Linked DNA regions of Homo sapiens: region 2 is linked to region 1. A link is an interaction called in ENCODE POLR2A ChIA-PET data of the cell type or tissue named here. Cell type or tissue: B cell. All regions are shown on one strand. Each heading gives the region's core, and the rest is flanking DNA. Links, peaks and the distances in the headings are about the cores only.

Region 1 (5,365 bases), core at 76-5,075:
ACATGAGGAAATTGGCTCAGAGAGGGAGGAGTTGATCCCAATTCACATGGCTAGGAAGTAGAAAGGCCAGGACTCAAGCAGAAAGGAAGTAGAAAGGCCAGTCACAGGGCCATTTTAAGACCTTGATAAGCCTGGAGCATTCTCAGCTTTGAAGCCCCCATCACATGGCTTCGAACACATGAGCATGCACCTCCCTCTGCAGAATAAATGCAATGGACCCACAACCGTGTGCTCTGAGTTGCACTGGACCAGTGGACATAATTATGTCTAGGAGACATTTAACAAACAACTATGTAATTCAACTTGGCAACTCCATTTCCTATTTCAGAGTAAGGATAATTTTCCAGGACTCAGACATTTTTGTAAGCCCTACATTGCTGTAATACCAAAAGCCTACAATACGTTGAAACTTTGGTCTTCTCAAAGCATGCCCAGCTCCTCCCCTTCTCTCTGCAGTATAATCCCCATTTTACACACAAGGAAACCATAACAGGGTGCCTCTGGATACAAATAGCAGAGTACTCCGACTCACAATTGCTGAAGCAAAATAACATGACTCTATTATTGTGACTTTATTATTCCAGGAAATGCTTGCCCAGAAACACAAAAGTTGCAAATAACCTTACTCCTTGAGTTCAGGAAAATCCATTAATAAAACCACACAGCTCTTCAACAGGGAGCATCAAAGAAAGCTCCAAGAGTCTTTGAAGCCCTCACTTCACTGTGACCACCAATACAAAACTGTGACCAACAATCCTAAACTATTATAACATGATCCTTACCCAGCCCTGATTAAGTCCGACATCAAAGGACCTGCCTTAAACCAAACCCCAAAACCTCAGTATCTCAACTTTGCCCTCCCGACCTCCACTCTACAATGACTCTTTCAAGGTGGTGCTTCCCCTTAGCATAAGCAACAACCCAGTTTTGTCTTATCAGCTGCTTGCTTTGATGCTATTTCCAGGAGCCAGCATTTGAAGAGGGAACCAGGACCAACACGGTCGGCTGTGTCCAATGAGGTAGGATGAAGCACTGGAGTAAATTTCCCTGGAGAGGTGCGCACTGCCTGCCAACAAGAAAGGGGAAAGCAGTGAGCTGAGATCGCCCCACTGCACTCCAGCCTGGGCGTCAGAGTGAGACTCTCAAAAAATAATAATAATAAAACATTAAAAAGGCGGGGGAGGGGGGGCGGGGGGGGTACCGGAGAAGCAGGCGTCAGTGTTCTACTACAGTCCCACAGTAGTAGAACGTAGTCATGGTGTCTTTGCTATTCGTGCTGAATAGCTGGTGTTTTCCAAAGTAAGTATAGAATTAACTATACTTATTATTATTATTATTATTTTTCTGAGACAGTGTCTCGCTCTGTCGCCCAGGTTGGAGTGCAGTGGCGCGATCTCCGCTCACTGCAGGCTCCGCCTCCCAGGTTCACGCCATTCTCCTGCCTCAGCCTCCTGAGTAGCTGGGACTACAGCGCCCGCCACCACGCCCGGCTAATTTTTTGTATTTTTAGTAAAGACGGGGTTTCACTGTGTTAGCCAGGATGGTCTCGATCTCCTGACCTCATGATCCACCCACCTTGGCCTCCCAAAGTGCTGGGATTACAGGCGTGAGCCACCGCGCCCGGCCAACTAACTTATTTTCAAAATAAGTATAGAATTAACCAACCATACCTCCTTAATTGATGGTTCTCTTAATCTTGATTCCAAGGGTCTTAACTATCTGGATGTACTCATTGTATGCTAAACAGACACCAAAAGGATTGACTAATCTCATTTTTATGTACAGAGAATCAATTCCCGAAAAATGCTGCAGGTTTTGCATTTGTTTTAAAATTTTAAAGGTCATAATATTTATTAATACATATTTATACCCTTAGAATTCCCAATCTGGCAGCAAATAGAGTCCCATTCTATTATGCCATTGAAAGTAATGATAAAAACCGCAGTTACTTTTGCACCAACCTAATAAAACCATGATTAAAAAAATAATAAACATTTAAAAAGCGGTGGGGGGAGTGGGGCGCGGGGGCGAGCCGGAGAAGCAGGCGTCAGTGTTTGCTAAAGAAACCAAGGCCCAGAAGAGAGTTAAATGTTTTGCCCAAGGTCAGGCAAAGAGTTGGCAGGAGGTCTAGAGGAGAATTCAGGCTTCCTCATCTAAACTCCAAGCTTTTCCGCCCAAGCAGGGCATGCCCTGGGGCCAACCCCTCCAGGAAGCCTGGGTAGTGTCCTTCCCTGCATTTCCCCAGTGGCTGCTGCCTCAAGGTGACTCAGAAGGAAGCTGTTGTCTCTAGTTCCTCCTCACCAATCCAGCTGGTCTTAGGATCGGGAAAAAGATAAGCTAATTGTCTGGTGGTTAATTAACTCCAGCCAACTAATGATCTGAACTTGCCGCGGATACCCAGCCAGCGGAAGTGCGGTTAACTGCCCGAGGGATGCCCCGAACACCGGCCGAGCCAACTTCCGGCCGCAGAGGCTGCCGGGCAGGGGTTATGGCGGCCGCCAGAGTGAGCCAGCTTGGTGTCCGGGGACACTTGGGGCACTGCGGATGGACAGCGCTGGTTTTCAATACCAGGGACCTAAGTCCGGGTGGGGAGCGGCCCCTCAGCGCCCCAGACCCCTGCCACGGTGCCGGTGACGGGCCACGCCCAAAATATCAGGAAAAGCGTCTCAGTCCTCCTTGTGGGCGGAGAAGAGACCCAGCGGCCGAGCCCGGGGGCCTCAGATCCCCAGCTGCTCATTGGCCTGTGTCTGTCGCCCCCCGGTGGCCGCGTGAGGGACTGGAGCCCGGCTTTGCTCCTCCCGTTGGCCTCGTTTCTCTTCCTGGCTTTGCGTGTCCCGACCACTAAAAGCCCCAAACATGACGAAGTAAAATGGGCACCGTCAAAAACCGCATTTGAAGACAGTGCGCATGAGCGCATGGTTAAGTTTTCAGACGTTTTGCAAGCTGGATGTTAAATACATTTTTTGACGTCATTGTTAAAAAATAAATTTTATGAGCCTACAATTAAATACATTATATTAAAAACAAAGGTAGACGCCTGCGCGGTGGCTCACGCCTGCAATCCCAGCACTTTGGGAGGCCGAGGCGGGTGGATCACCTGAGGTCAGGAGTTCAAGACCAACCTGGGCAACATGGTGAAACCCCATCTCCACTAAAAGTACAAAAATTAGCTGGGCGTGGTGGCGCGCACCTGTAATCCCAGCTACTTGGGAGGCTGAGGCAGGAGAATCGCTTGAACCTGGAGGTGGAGGTTGCAGTGATCTGAGATCATGCCACTGCACTCCAGCCTGGGAGACAGAACGACTTACTGTCCAAAAAATAATAAATAAACAAATGAAGAAAGAAAACACTCAAAATGTATCACTGGTTAATTGTTTTGCTGTTTTACTACTATCTGTGTTCTTGGAGTGATTTACATCCATCTTATCTGTATGGTGGGAATACTATATAATAGTGTGCTATTGCACGTTTCTTTCCAACTCTATGTTCAATGACATCATATTGGAGACTTGAAATCGGCTATGGTGGGAATATTTACACCATAGAAATTGGTAAACTGTAGAAATCAGGGCTTTTTTTTTTTCTTCCCAGAAAGTCAGTTGTTAAACATTCAGCAGCATACCACTGGAGTCAGACAATAGCCAACGTGGAGAGACAGAACAAGGTCCGTGTCTTTTTGGGGTCAGCATAGGAACATAATCATTTTCTGCTTTATTAAGATTCAGCGCAGAAACTGACACATGGTGCTCCATGAGTGTTTGAGGAAGAGCAGGAGAGAGGAAATTATGTGCTTCGCTGGGCTCTCAATTTACTTATCAGTTTGCCTAACCTTGACCCTCACCGGGACTCTTACCTCAACCTTTTCTCTCCAATTATCCTAACAGCCCTTGGTGCACCACGTGCAAGGCCTGAATGCTAACAATTGAAAGCGTTTCAAAAGCGAAAGTCAGCCAGGGAAGGATTTTGAGTTGGGGGTGATAAAATCAACTTTGCTTTAGGATGAGAATCAGCCATCTGTTTGTGGAACAGGTTGAGGAGAGGAACAACCAGCAGCAGGGAGACCAAGACTTTGTTCCACACTGACCGTGTGTTAGGCCTGTGTAGAGAGAGATGGGGCTGCAGGGGTGAGCTTAAGCCGCGATCCTTGGCTCCAGGAGCTCAGTCTTCTGAGGCAGGAGATAGTAAACAGACAATCACTGTGACTGTGATGTACACACTGGGGGAGAAGGCAGGTTGAAGTCCTGGAGAGCAACTCACTCTGCCTGAAGGAGGCAAGGAAGCAGTGAGCCAACCCAGAACTCGTAGGGCTTACAGTCAGAGGGACGCTGTCAAAAAAGGGAAGACAGGAGATGACAGCATGTGAAAACTGCCTAGGCAAAGCCTGGAAAGGAAAAACCGCAGGAGACTGATGGGAGATGAAGCTGGAGAGGGTTAGAGTTTCTCACTGCAGACTGAGCATTTTTGAGACGGGGTCTCGCTCTGTCACCCAGGCTGGAGTGCAGTGGTGCGATCTCAGCCTCCTGGGTTCAAGCACTTCTCTTACCTCAGCCTCCTGAGTAGTTGGGACTACAGGCACATGCTACCACGCCCAGCTAATTTTTTGTATTTTTAGTAGAGACAGGGTTTCACTGTGTTAGCCAGGATGGTCTCGATCTCCTGACCTCGTGATCCGCCCTCCTCGGCCTCCCAAAGTGCTGGGATTACAGGTGTCAGCCACTGCGCCTGGCAGGGGAGGTTCTTTACTGTTCTCCAGGCTTGAGCTCTCTTGTCTCCAGCGAACCAGCTCTTCAGCTGTGTCTCCTGCCCTGTCTCTGCAATCTAGCCAAGAATGAATCCTGATTCCGCAGCGTGGCCGAAGGTTGGTGGCTGTATATCTGGCCCACAATGTCCTTTATCCCCAAAGCTCCATTCAAGCATGTCTGTCTGTCTATCCTTTTATCTCTTTTCTCTCTCAGCATTTTGTAAAATTTGCTCAACTTTAGCATATAGCTGGATGCCTTGACTCACAGTGAATCCCTCAGGTTTTTTTTGAGGCAGGGTATCATTATATTATCCATGCTGAAGTGCAGTGGTTATTCACAGACGTGACCATAGTGCACCACACCCTTGAACTCCAGGGATCAAGCCATCCTCTTGCCTCAGCCTCCCGAGTAGCTGGGAACACAGGCTCATACCACTGAGTCTGGCTACCAATAATTTTTATTTTAACAATCTGTAGGTCAAACCTGAAAAACCGCCTCTAAATAACTTATAATTTTGATATATTTACGTTTCGATCCTTATGATGTTTGCATTTTGTTTCTGTATTCCAGGGTTGCAAGCATATTCTACTTTTCCCAATATGTTTATAGTTTGAGGTTTTAAA
Region 2 (5,365 bases), core at 227-5,226, 1.5 Mb before region 1:
AGGTGCGACGCCTGGGGTTCAGGTGCATCTTCCCCCGCCACACCCAGCCCCCCCAACCGAGATAGAGTCTTGCTCTGTCACCCAGGCTGGAGTGCAATGGCGCGATCTCAGCTCACTGCAACCTCCGCCTCCCAGGTTCAAGCTATTCTCCTGCCTCAGCCTCCTGAGCAGCTGGGACTACAGGTGCCCTCCACCACCCCCAGCTAATTTTGCATTTTTAGTAGAGACAGGTTTTCTCTATGTTGGTCAGGCTGGTCATGAACTCCCCACCTCAGGTGATCTGCTTGCCTCATCTCCCAAAGTGCTGGGATTACAGGTGCAAGCCACCATGCCCAGCCTCAAATGCAACTTTCAGGGGACACAATTCAACCCAGGACATGGGGGCCCACCTGCAGATGCCCCTGTTGGTCCTGCCCGTCCTCCCCAGGCCCCTCAGGACTCTGTATCAACAGATCTGGCCCCTGCTGTGCACAGCCCTCCCTCCCTGAGTCCTCCCTCAGAAAGGAGACCCCCCCTCTGCCTCCACTCCCCCTGCAGCTGTTTTCTGGGGCCTCCTCACCACTCACTCTGCCCACCGCTGCCCCGGGCCCTTCCCTCCAGCCCTGCGCCTGTGCCCTGAACTGCCTCTTGTCATAGGCACCAGCTTCCCTCCCAGGCCCACCCTCCTCCCTGAGGGCTGGCAGCCTCTCCTGTGGCCTGGACCCGCCCAACACAGTGGCTCTGCAGCCCCGAGCCCAGATGTCCAGCAGGGGCCAAAGCCCTTCCTCCTCCCTGGCAAAGGATCCCTTGCTTGTTCCCATGGCCCCACTGCAGGCCCTTCCCAGACACCACGTGTGCAGGGGCTGCTGGAAGCTGGCACTGCAGGATCCCTTCCTCATGGGCTGCTCGCTCAACCCACACCCCCTGAGGCCCATGCCCAGCCTGCCTTCATGCATTGCAATAGTAACCTTCCTACCAAGAAAAGCCTCATTGCATCCTGAATCCTGACCTGCAAGAAAGGAGGAAGCTTGTGCCCTTGCGCGTGCCGGTCACCGCTTCCCAATGGGTCCTTTGCCGGGCTCCTAACCTGCTGTGCCACTGCAGGCTCAGCCTGGCTGTGCCTTCCATTCAGTAAGATCAGCCACACCAGTCCCCAGAAAGCTGCTCGGCCTCCAAGCCCTGCATGGAATGCCCCCCACTACATCCTTGCAGGTGTCAGCCTGAACCATGTCAGGGCCCTGGACAGACTCACTGAGGACAGGCACCGACCCCCCAACCCGCAGGCCTGCCCACAGCCCCCTCATGCTCCCATACGGGGGCTTGATGACGGGCAGGGCCAAGCGGTTTGCCCATAGTCAGGTCAGCCAGGCTCGGGAACCTGGACCTGCCCTCTGCACCCAAGTCCCAGGATCAGGATATGGCAGCCCCTTCAGAGCTCACCGCCCCTCACACCTGGCAGAGATCCAGAAACTCCTCATGAAAATCAAAGACGCAAAGAAGTTGGGGGACAGGAACGGAGGCGCCTTTTCTCCCCTTGGAGTGGGGTGATCCCACCAGGCTCCGTGCTAAGTCGGCAGAAGCTTCACCCACCAGCTGCAGAGTGCGCAGCATGTGGAGGGGCTAAGCTGCCTTCAATGCTCACCCGACAAACTACGGCTCGCACTCAACTCAGAGGGCGTCAGCCACCACCTACCTCAGCCAAGTCACCTGTGCTGAAGCCCGGGAAGCTGCCTGGAGAGGGGACGTTCAGGGAGCGTGTGGGTGCCCCCGAGAGACTCCGGCCCCGCTTCAAAGCCAAGTGCCCCTCATCCAAAGAGAGCACCGGAGAGGGTCCTGGAGGCTCCACCACCCCTAGGGTGCTATCTAGGGCTCACTCCCAGAAATCAAGGGGGGAGACGGCTGCTGCACCGTCCTGGCCCACTTTCTCACCCGCAGCTTCTCCCCCACCTCACCTCACTGTTTCAAGGTTAGACCCAGATCTTCTGAAACATTCTCAAAGAAAGAGCTGACCCTTGTGCAGAGGCAAAATCTAGGTGAGGCTGGTCACCTAAGCGAGTACAGCTGGGTCAGGCCAGGCTGCCTCAGCCCCGGGCGTTAGGAAACCACCGGCCCCGCTGAGTCACCGCGACACAGCCCGGCTCTGCCGTGACACAGCACATTCAAGGCGCCGCGGTCCCCCGGGGTCAGGGACACGCGAGGACAAGCTACAGACTGCTCGGAACTCAGGACAGGGCGGGGGAGCCGCCGACGCCAGGGAAATTCCCGTACCACGCGGGCTGAGTGCAGGCGGGCCAGGCCAGGACGCAGGGGTCGGCCCTCCCCCGCCCCGTTCCCCTGCCCTCTCCTGCCCCGCTCCGCTCCGCTCTCCTGCCCCGCTCCCCTGCCCTCCCTCGGGGCACCGACCCCGCCTAGCTAGGGGACGCAGGCGGCCCGAGCCCGCGCTGGGAAGCGGCGAGCGCCCGGCAGAGGCAGGTTCCGAGAAGGCGACGCCTTCGCCTCGCTCCGGGCCTCTGAGAAGCCCGGGCCCACCCCGCGGCTGTCACACCCGGCTCCGTGACGCGGGGGACGCACCTGGCGGGGGGCGCACCTAAGGGAGGGCCCGCTCCTGACCGCCGAGTAACGAGACCCGCACCTTGGCGGCGCACGGCTGCCACGCGCTGGGGCCGCCGCCAATGCTGACTCACGGTCCGCGGCCGCCCCGCGCCGCCGCCGGGGATTCAAACCCGGCCCGCGCCCCGCCCCCTCCGCGCTGGCCCCGCCCCGCAACGTGACTCGGCCCCGCCCCCGTCGCACTGGCCACGCCCCCCGCGCTGCCCTCCCCCAACCTTCCCCCCGACTCGGGCGCACCCGGTCCCCGCGGCTCCTGGCTACGAGCTGGGCGGGCAAGTGGGCGCGGGCAGCGGGGGCCAGAGGTCTTCAGGCAGAAAGCCCCAGAGCTGCCCCGCTGCCCGGCTCCTCCTGCCCTGCCCACCTGCACCTGCAGCTGCTCCGGGCGGACTCAGGTGAAACACGGTCGACCCAACAGGGGCGCTCGCGGGGCGGGGCGGCGTGAGCTGGGGCCGCTGCCTGCCCTGCAGGACCCTCCTCCCTCCCAAGTCCGCGTGCCTGCCCAGCCCCATCTAAACGCGGGGTACGGAGCTCGCAGGTCTCTCTTAATCTGAAACCTGTTCCTATGAAGTGTAAGATGAAGGAAAATGGAACCTATCAGATGGGTCTGAAATGATCCCACTAAAAATCCCTTAAATACAGAATCCGCTCATTTCTTCTATTCCGTGCTCCAGTCACAGTACACCTACAACCTGAAGGAAACTGTACTATTAACACAAGGAAAAAACGACCCAGTCTACACACCAGCTTTGTCCAAAACCCTCTACAACAGCTAATAAAATACACACGCAGCCAGGCGGGCCTACACCTGGGGCCAGACAGTCCCGGGAGCCATGGGCAGGGAGTCCCTGAGCCTGGGGCGCAGGAGTGCCCTGGGGTCAGCGGGCAGGACACTGCCTCCAGTGCCTGTGGCTAGTGCAGGGATGTAACTTTACAGCGATGTCTCAGACATGGACAGAGGAAAAAAGTGAGGCTGGCACTGGGTGGCAAAGCTCACAATTTCAGCCGCAGCAGCAGCAACAATACATTGCCTCTAACTAAGGCAGTGTCGATCCTGAAAAAAAAAAAAAATCCATCTCTTCACCTCTGAGTAGCTGGTTCAGGATTTTTTTTTTTTTTTTTTTGAGAACAAGTCTCGCTCTGTCACCCAGGCTGGAGTGCAGTGGCACGATCTCAGCTCACTACAACCTCCGCCTTTGCGGTCCAAGCAATTCTCGTGCCTCAACCACCTGAGTAGCTGGGATTACAGGAGCAAGCCACCACACCCAGCTAATTTTTGTATTTTTGGTAGAGATGGGGTTTCACCATGTTGGTCAGGCTAGTCTTGAACTCCTGACCTCAGGTGATCCACCCGCCCTGGCCTCCCAAAGTGCTGGGATTACAGGCGTGAGCCACTGCTCACGGCTCAGGAAATATTTAAGTAAATGAAAGAGTGTGCTTCAAGATCGCGAGTGACATACTAAAACAGGTCAAAAACGTACCTCAGATACGAAAGAATGGTTGGAAAAATGACTACAAATGTGCTAACTCCAGTCCATCTGAAGGTCAGCTACGCGGATGCAGCCACGCCTCTGTCAAGCACACAGGCACCTGGGTCGACTTTCCACCCGAGTGAGCACAGTCCAAGATGGTCTCTCTTGTTTGGGATTTAATTTTCCTAAATATTTTTCTGCTATGCTCAAATTCTAGCATTACTACTTTTAGGTTGGGGAAGAGAAACTTTATTTAAAAAGAATGTGTGCTTATTTGTTTAAAAGAAAAAAATAAGTGACCGGGTGTGGTGGCTCACGCCTGTAATCCCAGCATCTTGGGAGGCTGAGGTGGGCGGATCACCTGAGGTCAGGAGTTTGAGACCAGCCTGGCCAACATGGCAAAACCCCGTCTCTATTAAAAATACAAAAATTAGCCGGGCATGATGGCACACACCTGTAATCCCAGCTACTCCGGAGGCTGAGGAGGGAGAATCGCTTGAACCCGGAAGGCAGAGGTGGCAGTGAGGCAAGATTGTGCCATTGCACTCCAGCCTGCACAACAGAGCAAGAAAAAAAAAGAACCTGCTCAGAGGCCAGACCCTCATGGAGCTTTAGCCACTGTGTAGACTTCATCCCTGACCTCTGAGTTTCTGAAGGGGATGTGTGAATTTGAGGGTGTGATTTAGTAAGATCCAGGGCCCTGGATTATGCAACCCATGTATGATAGTGATCTCAAATTAAAACTAGCATGTTCTCACCGGGCCCGGTGGTGCCTGCCTGTGGTCTCAGCTCTACTTGAGAGGCTGATGCAGAAGCATCTCTGGAGCACAGGAGTTGGAGGCTGCAGCGAGCTGACTGTACCACTGCACTCCTGCCTGGGTGACAGGGCAAGACCCTGTCTTAAAAAATAAAACCCCAAAATGAACAAAAACAAACTCAGGGAAGGCCGTCACCTGTGGTGATCTCCAAGTGCTCTGTCCCTGGGCTGGGATGGAATGGGATGGGGGTGGGCACCCCAGCATATTCAACTCATGAGACCTCTCTGTTCAAGAGGAACAACATGTACGCCCTAGTTTCAAACTGAAAACACATGTGGGCTTGTTTCTGCCTGAGAGAAAGCTTAACACAGCACACAGCACTCCCACCCATGGAGTATTCACAGTTTTAAAAACCTACCCTTTACGGTGAAGCCCTAACAGGAGACATCCCACACCACATGCTTCCTCCTCCATAGAGGCTCCGAGAGAAGATGACTTCCAAAACAGGCCGGAGGGCGGAAGTTTGAGTCCTGTCCTGAAACCAGGTGA

The links. ChIA-PET counts read pairs that join two places held together with the same protein. Peaks named below come from ENCODE experiments on the same cell type or tissue, not always from the same donor. Only the 100,000 strongest peaks of a DNase experiment are listed, where the experiment ranks them.
Region 2: POLR2A ChIA-PET joins it to region 1 with 10 read pairs; 1 of 35 experiments calls an interaction of 5 or more read pairs at or near these places.

Annotation. Positions count from the first base shown.
Region 1 is chr16:2,865,791-2,871,155 of GRCh38, forward strand. LOC101929566 (a long non-coding RNA gene) reads right to left here and starts at 2,414. Exons shown (of 3, transcript NR_188573.1): 1 at 2,302-2,414; 2 at 1,671-1,739; 3 at 558-1,066. RefSeq lists enhancers at 2,218-2,337, 2,438-2,617, 2,628-2,697. In B cell, for the core only: CTCF peaks have their summits at 2,763 (motif pointing left) and 2,972; a DNase peak (open chromatin) is centred at 2,761; H3K4me3 peaks cover 1,355 bases; H3K27ac peaks cover 859 bases.
Region 2 is chr16:1,376,983-1,382,347 of GRCh38, forward strand. All of the region lies in intron 10 of UNKL (unk like zinc finger), which reads right to left. Among named protein-coding and RNA genes, the nearest start is that of GNPTG, 28 kb to the left of the region's middle. RefSeq lists silencers at 2,311-2,380, 2,451-2,500, 2,541-2,620, 2,651-2,790. In B cell, for the core only: no CTCF peak of the experiment used is centred there; DNase peaks (open chromatin) are centred at 2,229 and 2,439; H3K4me3 peaks cover 1,074 bases; H3K27ac peaks cover 359 bases.